Linked DNA regions of Mus musculus: regions 1 and 2 are each linked to region 3. The links are chromatin loops, found by intact Hi-C in ENCODE. Cell type or tissue: heart. All regions are shown on one strand. Links, peaks and the distances in the headings refer to the core of each region. The heading gives the core; the rest is flanking DNA.

Region 1 (5,603 bases), core at 314-5,313, 150 kb before region 3:
ACTCCTCTGCCTTCTTTGCTGTCTCCCTGTCCTGGACTCCTGAGCTCCACCTTCCTCTTGGGTTGTCTGACTTATATTCTCTTGCTTCCATATTTCTTCATTGCTGCAATCTGGTTTCTAAGGGTTTGAAACCTTTTCTAGTTAATGTCACAGATGTTCATACTCATAATTAGCTGGCCTGTCTTACCTCGGTCCAGACTGGCCTGTAACTTCCAATCTTCAGGCTCCTGTATGCTGGTATAATGTGGGTTTCAGGTTATCTTTCCTGCTTTAATTTGACTTCACTGTCTAAGGCAGCATGTCTCTCCCTCACTGATTCCTTGATCCCACTTCTAACTTTTCTAACCACCCCATGAATTTTACTTCAGGTTTTTTTTTGTTTTGTTTTAAAAGATGTATTTATTATTATATGTAAGTACACTGTCGCTGTCTTCAGACACACCAGAAGAGGGCATCAGATCTCATCACAGATGGTTGTGAGCCACCATGTGGTTGTTGGGATTTGAACTCCTAACCTAAGCGCAGTCAGTGCTCATAATGCTGAGCCATCTCTCCAGCCCCTCAGTTTTTCTTCTAAAGATTGGGCTTTTCCAGAACTTGTTCTCCTCATCAAATGTTACTTTCCTACATAGTTTTTGGGTTTCCTGGTTTGTTTTTGTTGTTTTCATTCATAATGTCAAAGTTACAGCCTTTGGAATTTGTATATTTTCTTATACACCAAGAATCTCTACGCCTTCCCAGATCAGCACCACGCTTAACCTTATGTTCCTTTGCGTATTTATCTTGCAACTGACTCCTTCTATGACTATTTAGGAATCTTGGTCTCTAAGGGGATAATGCCCAAAGCATGCTTCCACCAAATTACAAAATGCCTGGCACAGTGCAACACCCTCAACACACATGACTTTCTTCCTCTTGTCCGCACAGCTCCTACTGGCTTGTTTGAAAAACCGGATTGGATCCCAATTCTGATACTGGCTGCGGAGGAAAACGGAATTATAAAAAGTCAATTAAAGAAGTCGGTGAATGGGTGAGTCACATAATGTAACGCCTATGTGGCCCCTTAAAGCTCCTATTTGACCTCAGACCTGCTATGCCTTTAAAGCGAACGTATAGGCCCACAAGCATCTTATGAAGCCCTCCAGCCTCGTTTTCCATGTTTTCTGAAAAGCTATAAAACTGCCGCAAGCTAATGTGGCGATCAAGCCAAGAAAACCAATAACGCATGCGCATTTCCCCCACTTCACCGATCTTCCGGACCAACATGAATAGCTGTCCCAAGTAATGCCTGCTCCCTGAGGAATCTCAGGATTCTTCACGTGTTATCGCGCCTCATTTTTTTTTATATCTAGGTTTTTACTTGGAGTGAACAAAGTAAACTGACTAATGAGATGCCACAAACAGGGAATCAATACCTATATGTTTTGAACAGGCACAGAGAGGGGCAGCCTGACCTTGGAAATGGGGAAGGGGTCCTGCCGCGGGTCCTTCCGGGGGTGACATTCAGCCGGCGGTTCGGGGAGACGTACCTTCCACCTTAGACCATGGCCAAGTTCATCCGTAACTTCGCGGAGAAGGCACCGTCGATGGTAGCCGGTGAGCGCAGCCCGGGAGAGGCTCGCGAGGGGAGGGATTGTGCTGCGGCACCAAGGGGCCGTGGGCGTCGGGAGGGCTTCCAGGAGGCCACTGTAAGGCCGCAGCCTCGCCTGGCCTGCCCGCGGCTGCTTAGAGCTCACAAGCTGCAGGGTCCTAGCTCGGCCGGGGAGCGAGTGGGTCGTGTAACTCTGCCCGGCCTCACTCCGCCGCGAACGCCGTGATGCCCCCTTACCGTGCCGGGAGAGTTGGGAAGGGAGGTCGGTAACAGGGGAGAGAGAGGTCACACATCAGACCTCATAGCTGGTCTGCGTCTCAGCGAAGTATTTGAAAGCCATCAGAAATTTTAAAGACGGGTGAGAGATCTTTGAAAGTTATGTTTGCTTACCATCCTGGTTAGAGCCTAGAGAATTCTGCGTCCGATGAAGGGAATTTGGAACGTAGGGGTGAATATCCCCTCCCCAGTCAGCACAGAAAGCGACGCCTGTCAGCAGTCGTCTTCAGAACCTTGGCTTGGCATTCGTGAGGTTGTTTTGTTTGAAAATTCTGATAGACCGCGGTCTCTCAGATAAACACTGAGTAGTTATAAGCCTGAGCAGTATGTTCAATCGATACAGTTCTCTTCTGAGTAGAAAATTACTGTATTTTTGAAGCAGGAGATTAAGTTTACAATTTCTTCTTTTCTGTATTGTATTAAGTGGTTGAAGGTCCTATTTCCAAATGTTCAAATTTGGTTATGAAATGTGAATTGAAGGTGGATTTTTTTTCAAAGATTTATTTATTTTACTTATGTGAGTACACTAGCTGTTTTCAGACACACCAGAGAAGGCCATTGGATCCCATTACAGATGGTTGTGAGTCACCATGTGGTTGCTGGGAATTGAACTCAGCACCTCTGGAAGAGCAGCCAGTGCTCTTATCCGCTGAGCCATCTCTCCAGCCCTCTGAGGTGGAATTTTAAAAACTTGTAATTTTGAGCTTTCCAACCTGTTTGCATATTTAGTAATTCTTTTTTTTCTCCCCTTCATCACCAGCTAGTGAGCTATTTAAACCCTTAAAGTGCCAGCCAGAGTCTATAAATACTGGATTCCTTCCTATGGAACCTGAGGCTGCCAATAGCTGTTTTCCAAAGAATTTCCTTAGTAAAAAATCATTAGGTGATCTGAAGCAACGTACTACAATTTTTACACCAATACAACCAAAAGGCTTTGACGTTTGGACTTTGATGGTTTGAGGTGCTATTTTTAATATTTCGTAGAGAGTATTTTTCCGGCCGTATGACTTTTGCATCTTTTAGGTAGCTTGTATTCAGAAATTTAAAACTGATTTTATTGATGAAATCCAAAATGAAAGACATTATCAAGGTAAACTTTGGTCAAGAAACAACATAAAACCTTTCCACTGTTGTAACTGTAAGATAACTTGTTCTGCCAGAAGTACTGAGACCTGAGGGCTCTGAGGGAACAGAAGGTTACGTAGACTGTGCTCTGCAGCATAGGCTGGGGCTTTTTTTTTTTTAAGATTTATTTATTTATGTATGTGAGTACACTATAGCTGTCTCCAGACACACCAGAAGAGGGCGTCAGATCCTATTACGGATGGTTGTGAGCCACCATGTGATTGCTGGGGATTGAACTCAGGACCTTTGGAAGAGCAGCCATCTCTCCAGCCCAGGCTGGTGTATTAAGTGTGAATGTTAAAGTATTTGATACTGACTACTGACTAGATCTTTCAGTTCCCTAGGGCATGTAGCTAGAGAAAGAAGTCAGTAATTATTATCATAGTTCCCCCAGAAAGGTGAAAGTCTATTTTTTTGTTTTGTTTTTCTTTTCCCTTAACTAAGCTATAAATTTTACTTATGTTTCACCCGCTTTTCCATTCATATATTTTGAGTCTACAAATATAGGATATTACCTTAGAACTAGTTTCTTGTGTCTGCAATCTCCCCTTTCTTATATCTGATCTCTACTTTCATGATTTGGCCACTTGGAGGTGTCTGCCTGGATATTTTGAAGAATGTTCTCCAAACTGGTTATCTTGGGTTTCTCTAATGATTAGCCTGGAATTAGGGATTTTAAGAACAAGAACCACAGGGGCTGGAGAGATGGCTCAGTGGTTAAGAGCACTGACTGCTCTTCCAGAGGTCCTGAGTTCAATTCCCAGCAGTGACATAGTGGCTCACAGCCATCTATAATGGGATCCGATGTGTATTCATAGAAAATAAATCAATCTTTAAAAGAAAACAAAAAAAAGAACAAGAACCGCCAGGCGCACGCCTCTAATCCCAGCACTGGGGAGGCAGAGGCAGGCAGATTTCCGAGTTCGAGGCCAGCCTGGTCTACAGAGTGAGTTCCAGGACAGCCAGGGCTACACAGAGAAACCCTGTCTCAGAAAAAAAAAAAAAAAAAGAAAAGAAAAGAAAAGGAAAAAAAGAGCAAGAACCACAGAGACAGATCACCCTGATGACATATTAAGAGATCTGTGGTATTCATGCCATCTATTGAGCTGACAAGGTCTTCCACTATAAAACTACTGCTTGCACTTTCTGCACTTGTTTTTATTTTTTGGAGGTGTCATACATTTGTGTAACAACTTTTATAATCATTTTCATGTGCACACCTCCCTCTCCTGGAATTCTCAGCAAATCCACCTCTTACCTCTATCCCCCACCCCTCAGAAAAGATCATTATAGCGACATACTGGTAGTGACCAGCCTTATGTGTCTACACCCATTCTTTACAAGCAAGTTACCAGAGCAGGAGGGGTGAGTCCATTTTCTACATATAGTAAGTGGAATTTTGTGAGGAAGATCTATCTTACTCAATTTCTCTCTTTCTCTCTCCCTCTCTCCTGTTATTTTAATTGTATATTGCACTGGCTCTTTTACATTCACTTCATACTTCTTGTATCTAATTCTATGTCGTTTACTGCTGAGATTGTGCCCACCTTGGCAGTCTGTAGATCTTTTACGTTGGTACCTCTGCCCTTTTGGCATGCCTTCTTAGTTTTTGGTTCTACATCATAAGTCATCTTTTTATCTTTTTTCTTTGCCCAGCCTTACTTAGCCTTGACCATTTCTCCAAGGAGCCTTGGTACCTTTTATTAAACAATGGAATTCACAAATTACCGTCTAGGATCTGGGTTTGTTCCTTGCTGCTAGAGTCCATTTCAAAGTCCTCTCAGTGGACAGGTGTCTGAATTTAGTTTCATTTGCTATGATAAAACACCATGACTGGGCTGGAGAGATGGCTTAGCAGTTAGGAGCACTGACTGCTCTTCCAGAGGTCCTGAGTTCAATTCCCAGCAACCACACGGTGGCTCACAAATGGGATCCTATGCCTTCTGGTGTGTCTGAGGACAGTGATGGTGTACCCACATATATAAGATAAAGTCTTAAAACAAAAACAACAACAAAACCCACCATGACCAGAGGCAGTGTCGTGGGGAGGAGTAGCATCACCCTGAGTGAGTTGCATCCTCTCGCATCAGTCACCAAGGAAGAAAATGCACCACAGCCAAACTAATAGGGGTATTTTCTCAATTCAGGTTCCTTTTTTGGTTTTTTGGTTTTGTGTGTGTGTGGTTTTTGTTTTTGTTTTGTTTTGTTTTGTTTTGTTTTTTGAAAGAGAATTTCTCTGTGTAGCATTGGCTGTCCTGGAATCACTCTGTAGACCAGGCTGGCCTTGAACTCAGAGATATGCCTGCCTGTCTCTGCCTCCTGGGCACTGGGATTAAAGATGAGCACCACCACTACCCAACCAGTTGAGTAAGGGTCCTTCTTACCAAATGACTCTAGCTTTCATTAAGTTGACACAAAACTAGCGAGCACAGCAGGTATTCAGACATATATCTATAATTTTTTTTAAAGATTTATTTATTTATTACATGTAAGTACACTGTAGCTGTCTTCAGACACTCCAGAAGAGGGAGTCAGATCTCGTTATGGATGGTTTTGAGCCACCATGTGGTTGCTGGGATTTGAACTCCAGACCTTTGGAAGAGCAGTCGGG
Region 2 (5,548 bases), core at 549-5,548, 110 kb before region 3:
CTGAGAATAGAGCCCAGGTCCTCTGCAAAAGCAACAATTGCTCTTAAGCTGTGAGCCAACCTCTCCGGCCCCCTTTAAAGCCAAAATAATTTATGAGTTCACAGAAACGGGCAAAATTTGGAGTTTCCTTCCTGAAAGTTTCCTTCTCTCATTTGAAAAAAAAAAAAGTAAAATATGTGCATTTTTATTAGGTTAGCAAAGATCAAGAAGAAGGTTAGGACAAAGCTTTCCGAGAAGCTATGGAGAAAGAGGCCCTCTTCAGAATTGCTCATGGCAATATGAATCACTAGGATAACCTTTACTGGGGACAATTTGGTAATAGCTGTCAAAAATCACAAATGTTCATACTTGGAGTTCAGCAACTGCACTTCTGGGACTTCATACTAAAGGTATATCACACAGTTGCAAAGTGGTGTCCAAGGCTGTGCACCGTGTTATTGTGTGAAATTGAATAGAATGGCCGGGCATGGTGACTCACACCTATAACATTAGCATTCAACAGAGGCAAGAGGATTGCCTCAAGTTTGAGGTCAGGGTCTGGGCTACAGAGTGAGTTGCAGGAGATCTTGGGCTACACTGTGAAACACTACTTTGTTTTGTTTTGATGAGATGATGGCTCAGTGGTTCAGAGCACTGGCTGCTCTTCCAGAGGACCCAGGTTTGATTCCCAGCACCCACCCATATGTAAACTCTCAATCATTTATAACTCCAGTCTAGGGGGAATTCTGCATCTTCTTCTGACCTCCACAGCTACTGCTTGTAGGTAGTGCATAGACATACATGCAGGCAAAACACCCACCCACATAAAGTAAAAATAAAAAGATGAAGAGGAGGAGGAGGGAGAAGAGGAAGAAGAGGAGGAAGAGAAGGAAGAGGAGCAAGAGGAGGAGGGAGAGGAGGAGGAACAGGCCAGTCAGTAGATTGAAAGCCATATACATTTCCACCGCACGTTTAAAAACTGTCCCCAAGTTTTTAAACATCCCCAAGAGTAACAAAAACAATTCCCCAGGTTTATTAAGTGGAACCACTGAGATGGCATATAAGACTTGACAGTCTTGTATTTATGGACAAAGTTCTCTATGGACTCACTCGTTTAGATATAGGTCATCTTTGGAAGTATTAACGTAACATTTACTATCATGAAGGGAAGACAGAGATTGATGTCAGAAACGTGCTATCGTGCTATCTCAGAACCAAGGCAGTGGGGTTTTCAATTTCATTAACATTCTAACCATATGATGCCAGACATGCCTGTGATTCCAGTACTCGGGAACAGAAGCAGGAGGACCTTTCTAAGTTTGAGGCTAGGTTGGTTTACATAGCTCAGGACTAGACCAGTTAGACTCAAAAAAAAAAAAAAAAAAAAAAAAAGAAAGAAAGAAAGAAAGAAAGAAGAAAAGAAAAGAAAAAAAGATGGGGTGTGTATGTTAGGGGGCTGAAGAGAGAGTGCAGCAGCTAAGGGTGGGTGTGGCTCTTACAGCTCACTCAGGGCTGTTTCCCACCTGTGTCAGGTGGTGCCCAACTGCCTGTCACTCCAGTTCTAGAGGTTCTGATGTCCTCTCTTGTCCCCTGTGGTCACCTCCTGCTATACATACAAACAAGGACACATAAATAAACACAAAGAATAGTTTTGTTTTGTTTTGTTTTGTTTTGTTTTAAATAGGGAATGGGGATAGGGATGTAGAGTGCTTGCCATCTCGTAGTCACAAAGCCCCGGACTTGATTGCCAGCAGTACATGAACACAGGCATGGTGGGACACACCTGTATTCCAAGCAGTCCAGAGGCAGAAAGCTCAGTGTCATCTTTGGCTGCGTAAGTTCAAGATCAGTCTCAAATAGCTAAGGCCATAGCTCCAAAGTAACTGTTAAAAAAAATTAGCCATATGACATATTGATATTCAAGAGAAATGAGTTAAGATTTACAACCAAAGAATAAAGCACTTTACGGTAACATGAGAAAGGTAAAAAAGAATCTCTCTCAGTGCCTCCCCCTCGAGGTGTGTGTGTGTGTGTGTGTGTGTGTGTGTGTGTCCGTGTCCTTAGGATCAAACCCAGGGCTTTCTTTCCAAATATTAGGCAAGCACTCTCCCATTGAATGTCCCTCTGCCAAGATTGTCTTACTGGATTTTGGTGTTAGACCCCACTAAAGTTTTGGACCTATCCCTAAAATATGTGGCCTAGGGCATTACTCTAAGACTCAGTTTTCCCACCTGTAAAATAAGGGTTATCTTATATGATTAGTAAGAACTGAATGCACATAAAACATTTGGGATCATAGAAAGTACTCAATAGGGGCTGGTGAGATGGCTCAGTGGGTAAGAGCACCCGACTGCTCTTCCGAAGGTCCGGAGTTCAAATCCCAGCAACCACATGGTGGCTCACAACCATCCGTAACAAGATCTGACGCCCTCTTCTGGAGTGTCTGAAGACAGCTACAGTGTACTTACATATAATAAATAAATAAATCTTTAAAAAAAAAAAAAAAAGAAAGTACTCAATAAGAGCTAGTTATTTCTGCTCGAAAACATCCAGCCACAAAACAAATTCTAATCTATACCAGGTCGCTTTGCATCAGCCTGAGAGAGAGCGACTAGATAATTTTCCAAGGAGTTCTCCCCGACTTCCCAGGCTCATGTCTTCACAGCCTGCAAATATTCTCCATTCTTGCTGCTGCCACCCACCCTGCAGACCTCCCACCTGTGCTAAATCAAGTGTGCTTGTAGGGAGAGGGTTACGCAGAATCTAACGGGTTTGTTTTCTCAAAGGTGGAGGGCGGGAAGAAATCCTGTTGACACAGTTATATAAAGCCTGTCACTCAGTCCCCTGCCTACTACCTCTGAAGGCCGTTATGCATATTAAAGAAGGGGGGCGGCAAATACAAAAGAAAAATAAACGAGAGAGAGTGAGAGAGGGAACAAATCAGGATGCTTGAGGGAATCCACGTGGTCGCCAATCTGTAACTGATCAGAGCAGCTATACTGAAGCAAAACCCCAGAGCCTAACGCAAAAATACATTGCAATAGAGAAACCGTCCACAATGGGGTGTGTTATGTCCTAAGCAGAGTCTTGGGGCTGCTGTTTAATACCCTTTCGCAGCTCCCATCCTCTCGGCGCCTAGTAAGCCACGAGAAGCAACAACGGAATCTGGTTGTGCGTGCGTAGTGTGAATGTGCGTTTTGCAAACCATCTGGGCTCCATCCTGCGTGGTTGGAACGATGATCGATCCCGGACGAGTTTGGGGAGTTGGGGCTTGACTATGTCTCCTCCCCTTCTCTGTTCCTTTCCTCGCTCCCCCCCCCCCCTCCCCATTTTCTCCTCAGGCACAGACGTCTCTCCGTAGGAAGGACGTAGATTTTTCAGCACCAGGAGGCCGTGGACCTCTGGAGGCGTGCAGTACACCCTCCAGTGGGCTGGAGCTGGTTGCTACCTGCCTTACTATGAACCACCCTGTCGTTCCCAAATCTGCCACCCGGGGAGGTCCTGGTTAGAGCAGCGCCGGGTACCGGTGCGGGAGACCTGGACGGCTGCATGACCTTCCTGCGAACTCCACCTCGGCTGGGGGTTGGGGGAGATGGAGGCTGCTCCGGGTCTGCAGGCAGTGTATCGATCCCTAAGCCTCAGCCAAGGCAAATTCTTCGGGCAGCAATCTCTCCCTCCCTCCTTGGCTTTTCCATCCCCGCAGGCTTCTAACGCCTCGCTGGAGGCGCCGTCTCCCATTTCCTGCAATAAAGTAAATCCCGTGGATATTCACCCCACCATCAACCCCCGGCACTGCCCTACCCCTCTTCCCTCCCTCTCGGCTTGCTAACCCTGTGTATCATAATGCCCTACGCCGGGCTTCAAACCCCCCCCCTCCCAATCATGAGAAATGTGCTGGCGAGCCCCCTCCCTCCGTGTGCATACATTAGGGTCTGCTTTGCATGCAGCGGCAGGCTGGAAGCGGAGGAAGAAGGGGCGGGGCGCCTTTGCCCGCCTCTTCCCTCCAGGCCCTGTCCGTTAGCCACCCAGTTTCAGCTCCGTTGTAACGCCAGGTCGTTTGCGGAGCGCACGCTGTGGCTCCAACGCCTGGACTGGGAAAACACACCCCAACTCCGGAGAAGGGCACGGAAACCAGAAGCCCCTCACCTCCCTCCAGCGCACAGTGGAGCGAGGAGGTGGCAGAGGCCGACCACACGGTTGTGTGGATTTTGGAAAGAGCTCCAAGCGTGAAGATGGGAGGGGCTCCTCTTTTATTGGATTTTATTTTTTTAAGGCGCGTTCGCCGAGAGCCTTGCCATTTTGCATAGAATCAATTGGGCGACGCTTGGGTTTTGCATGGAGTACAATGGAGCTTTCTGGATTCTAGAAGCGTTCCATAAGGGCTAAGCCCGCCGCTCTCCAAAGCGGCGGAGAAGGCTCGCTCCTCCGGGGACCCAGCAGCCGCGCCGCACTGGAAGCGGTTCTCCTGGGCCGCTCAAGTCCCTGCGCGTCCCGGGAACGTGTGTAATCGGCTTCTCGGCTCTCTCGGCTGCGGGCCACCCGCTCCCTCCGCCTCCATCCTCCCGCCGCCCTCGCCCCCTCCCCCCTCTCCCCGGAACCCGCCTCCGCTCCGGGCTCCAGGGCTTCCTTCCCCCCCTCATCTTCCCTGGCGCTGCCGCTCCCGGAGGGCGGGGCATGCACTTATCCAGGTTGCCGGGCGGGAGGAGCCGGGCCCGGGGCTCGGCATAGAGCAGCGGCCTCCGGGCGGCGGAGGCGGAGGCCAGAGGCTCATATGCAGATTGCAGGGCAGGCGGGCGCCACCCGGCGCTCGGCATAGCGGGCCGCGGGGTACGGCCATCTGGGCGGCGCCAGGCGGGTTAGGCAGGTTCCGGGGCCCGCCGCTCCCCCCCCTCCGCCTCCCCGCCCCCCTGTGTTGTCGCCTCTCCCTCTCGCTGCTTCACTTACGGGGCGAACATGGCGCACAGCTGTCGGTGGCGCTTCCCCGCCCGACCCGGGACCACCGGGGGCGGCGGCGGCGGGGGGCGCCGGGGCCTAGGGGGCGCCCCGCGGCAACGCGTCCCGGCCTTGCTGCTTCCCCCCGGGCCCCAGGCCGGCGGTGGCGGCCCCGGGGCGCCCCCCTCCCCCCCGGCGGTGGCGGCGGCGGCGGCGGGAAGCAGCGGGGCTGGGGTTCCAGGGGGAGCGGCCGCCGCCTCAGCAGCCTCTTCGTCGTCCGCCTCGTCTTCGTCTTCGTCATCGTCCTCAGCCTCCTCAGGGCCGGCCCTGCTCCGGGTGGGCCCGGGCTTCGACGCGGCGCTGCAGGTCTCGGCCGCCATCGGCACCAACCTGCGCCGGTTCCGGGCAGTGTTTGGGGAGAGCGGCGGGGGAGGCGGCAGCGGAGAGGTAAGGGGGCGAGGAACCCCAAGGTCCGGGGTCTCGACCCTCTGAAGAACCCCTCCCCTCCCCCATGCAGGTCTGAGGAGCATCCCAATTCTGGAAACATCCTGGGGTCCCTAACGTGGGGCAAATGGCCCTCCCATCTCAGGACCCCCGTTATGGGCTGCAGACCCCCAGGCGCCCTTACCCGAGGGCT
Region 3 (5,603 bases), core at 432-5,431:
CAAATAGGTCCACTCCCTAGGCCAAGCATATACAAAACCATCACACCTAGGAAATGCCACCAATAGGCAAATTCACAGAAGCAAAGTAGTGGTTAATAGGGACTGGAAGGAAGGAAAGAATCAAGAAATCTCTCTCTTTTTTTTTTTTTTTTTTTGGTTTTTTGAGACAGGGTTTCTCTGTGTAGCCCTGGCTGTCCTGGAACTCACTTTGTAGACCAGGCTGGCCTCAAACTCAGAAATCCGCCTGCCTCTGCCTCCCTAGTGCTGGTCAAGAAATCTTTTGTTTCCTTGTTTGTCTGTCTGTTTCTGAGGCAGAGTCTCACTATGTAGCCCTGGCTGTCTTGGAACTCACTATGCAGATCAGGTTGACCTCAAACTCATAGAGATCCAGTTGTCTCTGCCTCCCAAGTGCTGGGATTAAAGTCATGTACCACCATGCCTGGCAGTAGTTACTGTTTAATGATGAGGAAGTTCTAGTAGTGTTTTAAATGAGAACAAACCCGGAAGCTCATATGTTTGAACGTTTGGTCAGCAGTTGGTAGAGCTGTTTGGGAAAGGTTAGGGGAGTGTGGTCTTGTTGGAGAAGCTGTATCACTGGAGACGGGCTTTGAGGTTTCAAAACCCCATGCCGTTCCCATTCAGCTCTCTACGCTTCATGGTTGTTGTCTAAAGATATAAACTCTCAGCTGTTCCTGCTGCCATGATTTTTCTCAGCTACCGTGGATTCTAATCCCCTGAAACTGTAAGCCCCAGATAAACTTTCTCCTATAACTTGCCTTGGCCAAGGTGTCTTATCACAGCAATAGAGAAATAACTAAGCCAGTGGTGACGGTTATCACAAAATGTAAATGTCCTCAAAGCCATTTAACCTTACACTTGAAGTGCTAAAATAGCATTCTACACCATGTGTATTTTACCACAGTAAACAACAGTCATCCCCAACTGAGGACTCAAATCTAACGCAGGAGCAAGCCTTAATGATTCTGTAAGGGCAATCTATGCTGTATCTGTGCCATGTCTCTATCCGTGCCACAGTCCAAGCCATTACCATGGCAACCCAGCCACTGCCACAGTACTTTCACTCACCACCCCAATCTCACCTGAGAACCCTCCAATAAATTCTCCATGTGACAGCAACAGCCTCTGGACTTCTGCTTGATAAGCCTCTCGCCTCCCTTCTGATCAGACCATAACACACTGCCCTCTCACCAGGCACTGGTCTTTCCTCTTGAGTCTTCCCTGGCCACAAATCGATCCCCACCCACCACCATTATGCTTCATAGCAGTAAACCATTTGCCTCCATCCTGCACACATGACATTCTTCATGAAGACTGTCTAGTCACCGGCCATCTTTCTTCTAAGATTCCAAGTGTCAGGTTGGCAGGGATGTGTCTTTTGTTTGCTGTTGTGCTAACATGGCACATAGCAAGCATTCAAACATGTTAGGTGAGCTGAGAATACTGGTGCACACCTTCACTCTCAGCAATGGGGAGGCAGAGGCAGGCACATCTCTGAGTTGGAGACCAGCCTTGTCTAGAATGAATTACAGGGCAGCCAGGACTATACAGAGAAACCCTGTCTCAAAAAAAGAAAAACAAAACAAAACCAAAAAAGGTTAGGTGAGGGCTGGGCGTGGTGGCGCACGCCATTAACCCCAGCACTTGGGAGGCAGAGGCAGGCGGATTTCTGAGTTCGAGACCAGCCTGGTCTACAAAGTGAGTTCCAGGACAGCCAGGGCTATGCAGAGGAACCCTGTCTCAAAAAAACAAAAAAAACAAAAAAAAAAAAAGAAAGAAAGAAAGAAAAAAAGGTTAGGTGAATAAATGAATGGCATCAAGTCTTCTGATAAAACTCTGTTTCGATTAAAGCTGGGATGGCAAGTTAAGGGCAAGTGATGAAGCATCTTAATGAATTGTTAGAAACAAAAGCACAGTGAGCCAGGCTGGAGAGATGGCTCAACGATTGAGAGCACTGGCTGATCTTCCAGAGGACCCAGGGTTCAGTTCCCAGCACCCACACTAGAGCAGCTCATTACCATGTGTAACTCCAGTTCAAGGAGATCTGACAACATCCTCTTCTGGTCTCTGAGGGCACCAGGCAGGCAGGTGGTTCACAGAAAAACATGCAAGCAAATAACATACATACACATAAACATTTCTAAAATAGTAATTTAAAAATTAAATTAAATTAAATTTAAATTAAATTAAATTAAAAAATTAAAAAAACCCAAAACACAGCGAACCTGTGCCAGAATCTACTAGCAGTAACAGCGAGTTAAAAATGACAGGGGATAAGTTTGCACTCAAAGATCCCAAAATCTGATGGACTGGTTTCTCCCTCAACTAGTGAGAAAGCAAAATCAGCGCCAAGTTAAAGCAGGAGGTCAACACTTGCTAAGAGCTTGCTGAATACAACCTGAATCCTATCTGCGCCACTTGTTTGAAAATCACCTCCCTTTTTTTTGTCTCTCATCTTCTCTTACCTTGCTGTCCTGGGGTTGGAGTGCTAATACTGGCAACCTCTTCCGAGTCGTTAATCTCTAGACGCTCATCGTATGTCTGGTTCTCAACAATTTTGGTCTAAGCAAAAGGAAATACGATTACATAGCTCCTATCATGGGATATACATCCAGCCTCGGTGCAGAGATGCATTCACCCCGATCCAAGCTTTCCCCCAAAGGAAAGTTTCCTGACCCAAGAGCATTATTTAGCTAGCATTGGCTGGGTGCCAAGAGAAGTGCAGTGGAAAACGGTATCCAACCCTTCCCAGCAGCAACCCAAAAGCTCTACATAAGATGCAGGCAGGGAAGCACAGCATGCACAGCCAGACTGCGGCCGGCCGTCCGTCTCAGGTTTGGTCAGTTTTCGCACAGCTGTTGAGGCTTCTGCCAGAGGTGGAGGGTATGGGGATGGGACAGGATGGTCCTGAGAGAAGGCAAATTCCAGCCTCGGCCCCATCCACTAATCCTCAGAGCATCACCTCTACTTCCGCCCGTTTTGAAGATAGGATCCCACCGGGTTCTCGGAGAGTCAAGGATCCAGGGCAGTTGGTGGGGCGCAGAGAGCAAAGAACGCTGGCGGGAGCACCAATTACCTGTAGCCCCTCTGGATCCGTTTCTTCTATTTGGAAAGAACCCCAGCCGAGGACTGGGGTCTCACTCTCAGGCCCAGCCACTTCAAGGATCCCTAAGTGCAACAAGCCGCCTGTTGTCAGTCGTTAGGGAAAAAGATAAATAAATCAAAACAAAGCGAGAGTCTGAAGGAACGATCGCGAGACGTGCCCCGCCACTGCGCCGCCACCCCGCCCCTCTGCTGCGGCCGGTGGTGGCGGAAGCAGAGACGCGGCGCTGGGATAGAGCGGCCCCGGGCACTAGGCGGTCTAGCAGCCCGCTTATCTATGGTTTCCGCAACTGAGTCGGTTGTGACATCTAGTGGCCAAAGGTGGAAGGCCAGGCTAGTGGATTTCTTTTCTCCAACTAGAAACTGTCATCTCAAAGACAAGGCTCATTTGGCCTACAGTCTCTCCTAGATAGGCCTAATCCACAGTTTAGACACTCTTCAAGGAAAAGTCCAAGCATGTTTAAAAGCCCTTTTATAGCATCTCTGTGGCGCGATAGCCCTTTTCCTCGCGATACCCTATGTCACAGGAGCATACTTTCTCTTCCTTCATCTGAGATTAGGATTTATCTGTGTCCTGTGTTTTTACTTGCTAAAGAAAACTATGAGTCAGGCAAGCTGGTGCATAACTGCTATCCTAGCGCTTTGGAGGTGGAGGTAGAAGGATTAGAAGTTCAAGATCAGACTCAGTAAGTAACTTGGTAAATTTGAGGCCAGCCTGGGCTATTGAGGTCCAGTTTCAAAATTGATAAAAAATAATAATAATAAAATAAAATAAAAAATAACACAGCTGGGCGTGGTGGTGAAAGAGTAGTAAACTCAGTGCTCCAAGGTATGCTAATCATAAAACAGATAGTGACATTCCTCCACCCACCCACTTCCTGAGTTCAAGGAGTATTCATTCAAAGAAAGTCACCCTGACCATTACCGGAAGCTGCAATGCAAATGTGCTATTGTTAGGGGCTCTTAGAAACTGTCTTGAGAGTTAACAATTACCAGGTATTCCTTGTGACACCTGTGACTTTGTACTTCCTTGTGACTCTTACCTGGTATTTTTGGTATTTTCCAACAACGCCCTTCCCACCTCCTTGAGTTGTGGTTTTTCTCCTTTAAATACCCCCTTACTCAGCTACTCGGGGCGCCACAGTCCTCTACCCCTGCGTGGTGTATGACCGTGGGCCCGAGAGCACTCTTGAATAAAAATCCTCTTGCAATTTGCAACAAGACCGTTTTCTCGTTGGTGATTTTGGGGTGTCGCCTCTCCTGAGTCAGAACGTGGGGGAGTCCTCATGTTGTGGGTCTTTCAGTGGCACATGCCTTTAATCCCAGCACTGAGGAGGGAAAGGCAGACGGATCTCTGAATTCTAGGCCAGTCTCATCTACAAAGCGAGTTCCAGGAAAGTCATGGTTATACACAAAGAAACCCTATCTGGAGGCCACACCACCCCCCAAAATAATAAAAGAAAAAAAGAAAAAAAAAAGAAAAGCACACTGTCTATTCTTGCAGAGGTCCTGAGTTCAATTCCCAGCACCCACATCGTCGCTCACAACCCTCTATGAGAGGGATTTGATGCCCTCTTCTGGCCTGCAGATGTACATGCAGCAGGGCACTAACCTATAGTGTTCAGACCTACAATCCCAACTCAGAAAAAGAAAAATGAGAGACTCATACGTGCTTCTTTAAAAAAGAAAATCGATACCTAAAAATTGTACAGAGTTATGGGGCATTTTGTGTTGTTTCTATACATGTGTACATTACAAAATATTCAAGTCCTAGCATTTCTAGATTCTCAACCTTTTAAAACAAACAACTTGGGGCTGGTGAGATGGCTCAGTGGGTAAGAGTACCTGACTGCTCTTCCAAAGGTCCAGTGTTCAAGTCCCAGCAACCACATGGTGGCTCACAACCATCCGTAACAAGATCTGACGCCCTCTTCTGGTGTGTCTGAAGACAGCTACAGTGTACTTACATATAATAAATAAATAAATCTTTAAAAAAAAAAAACCAAACAACTTGATGTATGATCTTATAGATGGTTGTGAGCCAGCATGTGGATGCTGGGAATTGAACTCAGGACTTCTGGAAGAATAGACAGTATTTTTAACGGCTGAGCCATCTCTCCAGCCCTTCAACTTTTCCTTTTCTTACTTGACACAAGGGCTCATGATGCTTGTGGCCTGCATCTCACTATATGGACTTGGCCTCAAACTCATAGTATCCTGCTTTTGCCTCTCAAGTGCTGCTGTTTCACATGTGTGCTGCCAACAGTTCTCATTATTTTGTGGGGAAAAAAATCAGGGTTCTTCCTTCTAGGTTTTTTTTTTTTTTATAAAATATATACTAAACTATATTTTGTCCTTAATAGTCAACTTTTCTATGCAACAGAACACCAGAACATATTTCTTCCTTTTTTAAATTTTATTTTTATTTTATGTATATTTGTGTCCTGCTTGCATGTATGTCTATATGAGGCTGTCAGAGTCCC

Evidence for each region. Peaks named below come from ENCODE experiments on the same cell type or tissue, not always from the same donor. Only the 100,000 strongest peaks of a DNase experiment are listed, where the experiment ranks them.
Region 1: a loop joins it to region 3, with 6 times the contacts of the local background. A loop is called at or near these places in 3 of 42 quality-filtered maps.
Region 2: a loop joins it to region 3, with 2.6 times the contacts of the local background. A loop is called at or near these places in 3 of 42 quality-filtered maps.

Annotation. Positions count from the first base shown.
Region 1 is chr9:44,916,603-44,922,205 of GRCm38, reverse strand. It overlaps Atp5l (ATP synthase, H+ transporting, mitochondrial F0 complex, subunit G), which reads left to right and starts at 1,464. Exons shown (of 3, transcript NM_013795.5): 1 at 1,464-1,596. The coding sequence starts at 1,545. It overlaps Gm30934 (a long non-coding RNA gene), which reads right to left and starts at 1,479. Exons shown (of 2, transcript XR_379340.4): 1 at 1,089-1,479; 2 at 1-978. In heart, for the core only: CTCF peaks have their summits at 445 (motif pointing right) and 3,170 (motif pointing right); DNase peaks (open chromatin) are centred at 945, 1,195 and 1,605; H3K4me3 peaks cover 2,634 bases; H3K27ac peaks cover 1,752 bases.
Region 2 is chr9:44,880,659-44,886,206 of GRCm38, reverse strand. It overlaps Kmt2a (lysine (K)-specific methyltransferase 2A), which reads left to right and starts at 4,918. Exons shown (of 36, transcript NM_001357549.2): 1 at 4,918-5,358. The coding sequence starts at 4,933. It overlaps Gm39326 (a long non-coding RNA gene), which reads right to left. Exons shown (of 4, transcript XR_870694.3): 2 at 3,504-5,548; 3 at 1,763-1,862; 4 at 1,370-1,585. In heart, for the core only: a CTCF peak has its summit at 3,457; DNase peaks (open chromatin) are centred at 3,446, 4,016 and 4,726; H3K4me3 peaks cover 2,945 bases; H3K27ac peaks cover 2,619 bases.
Region 3 is chr9:44,770,665-44,776,267 of GRCm38, reverse strand. Ift46 (intraflagellar transport 46) reads right to left here and starts at 3,259. Exons shown (of 12, transcript NM_023831.3): 1 at 3,095-3,259; 2 at 2,484-2,580. In heart, for the core only: CTCF peaks have their summits at 3,430 (motif pointing left) and 4,703 (motif pointing left); a DNase peak (open chromatin) is centred at 3,347; H3K4me3 peaks cover 1,489 bases; H3K27ac peaks cover 1,323 bases.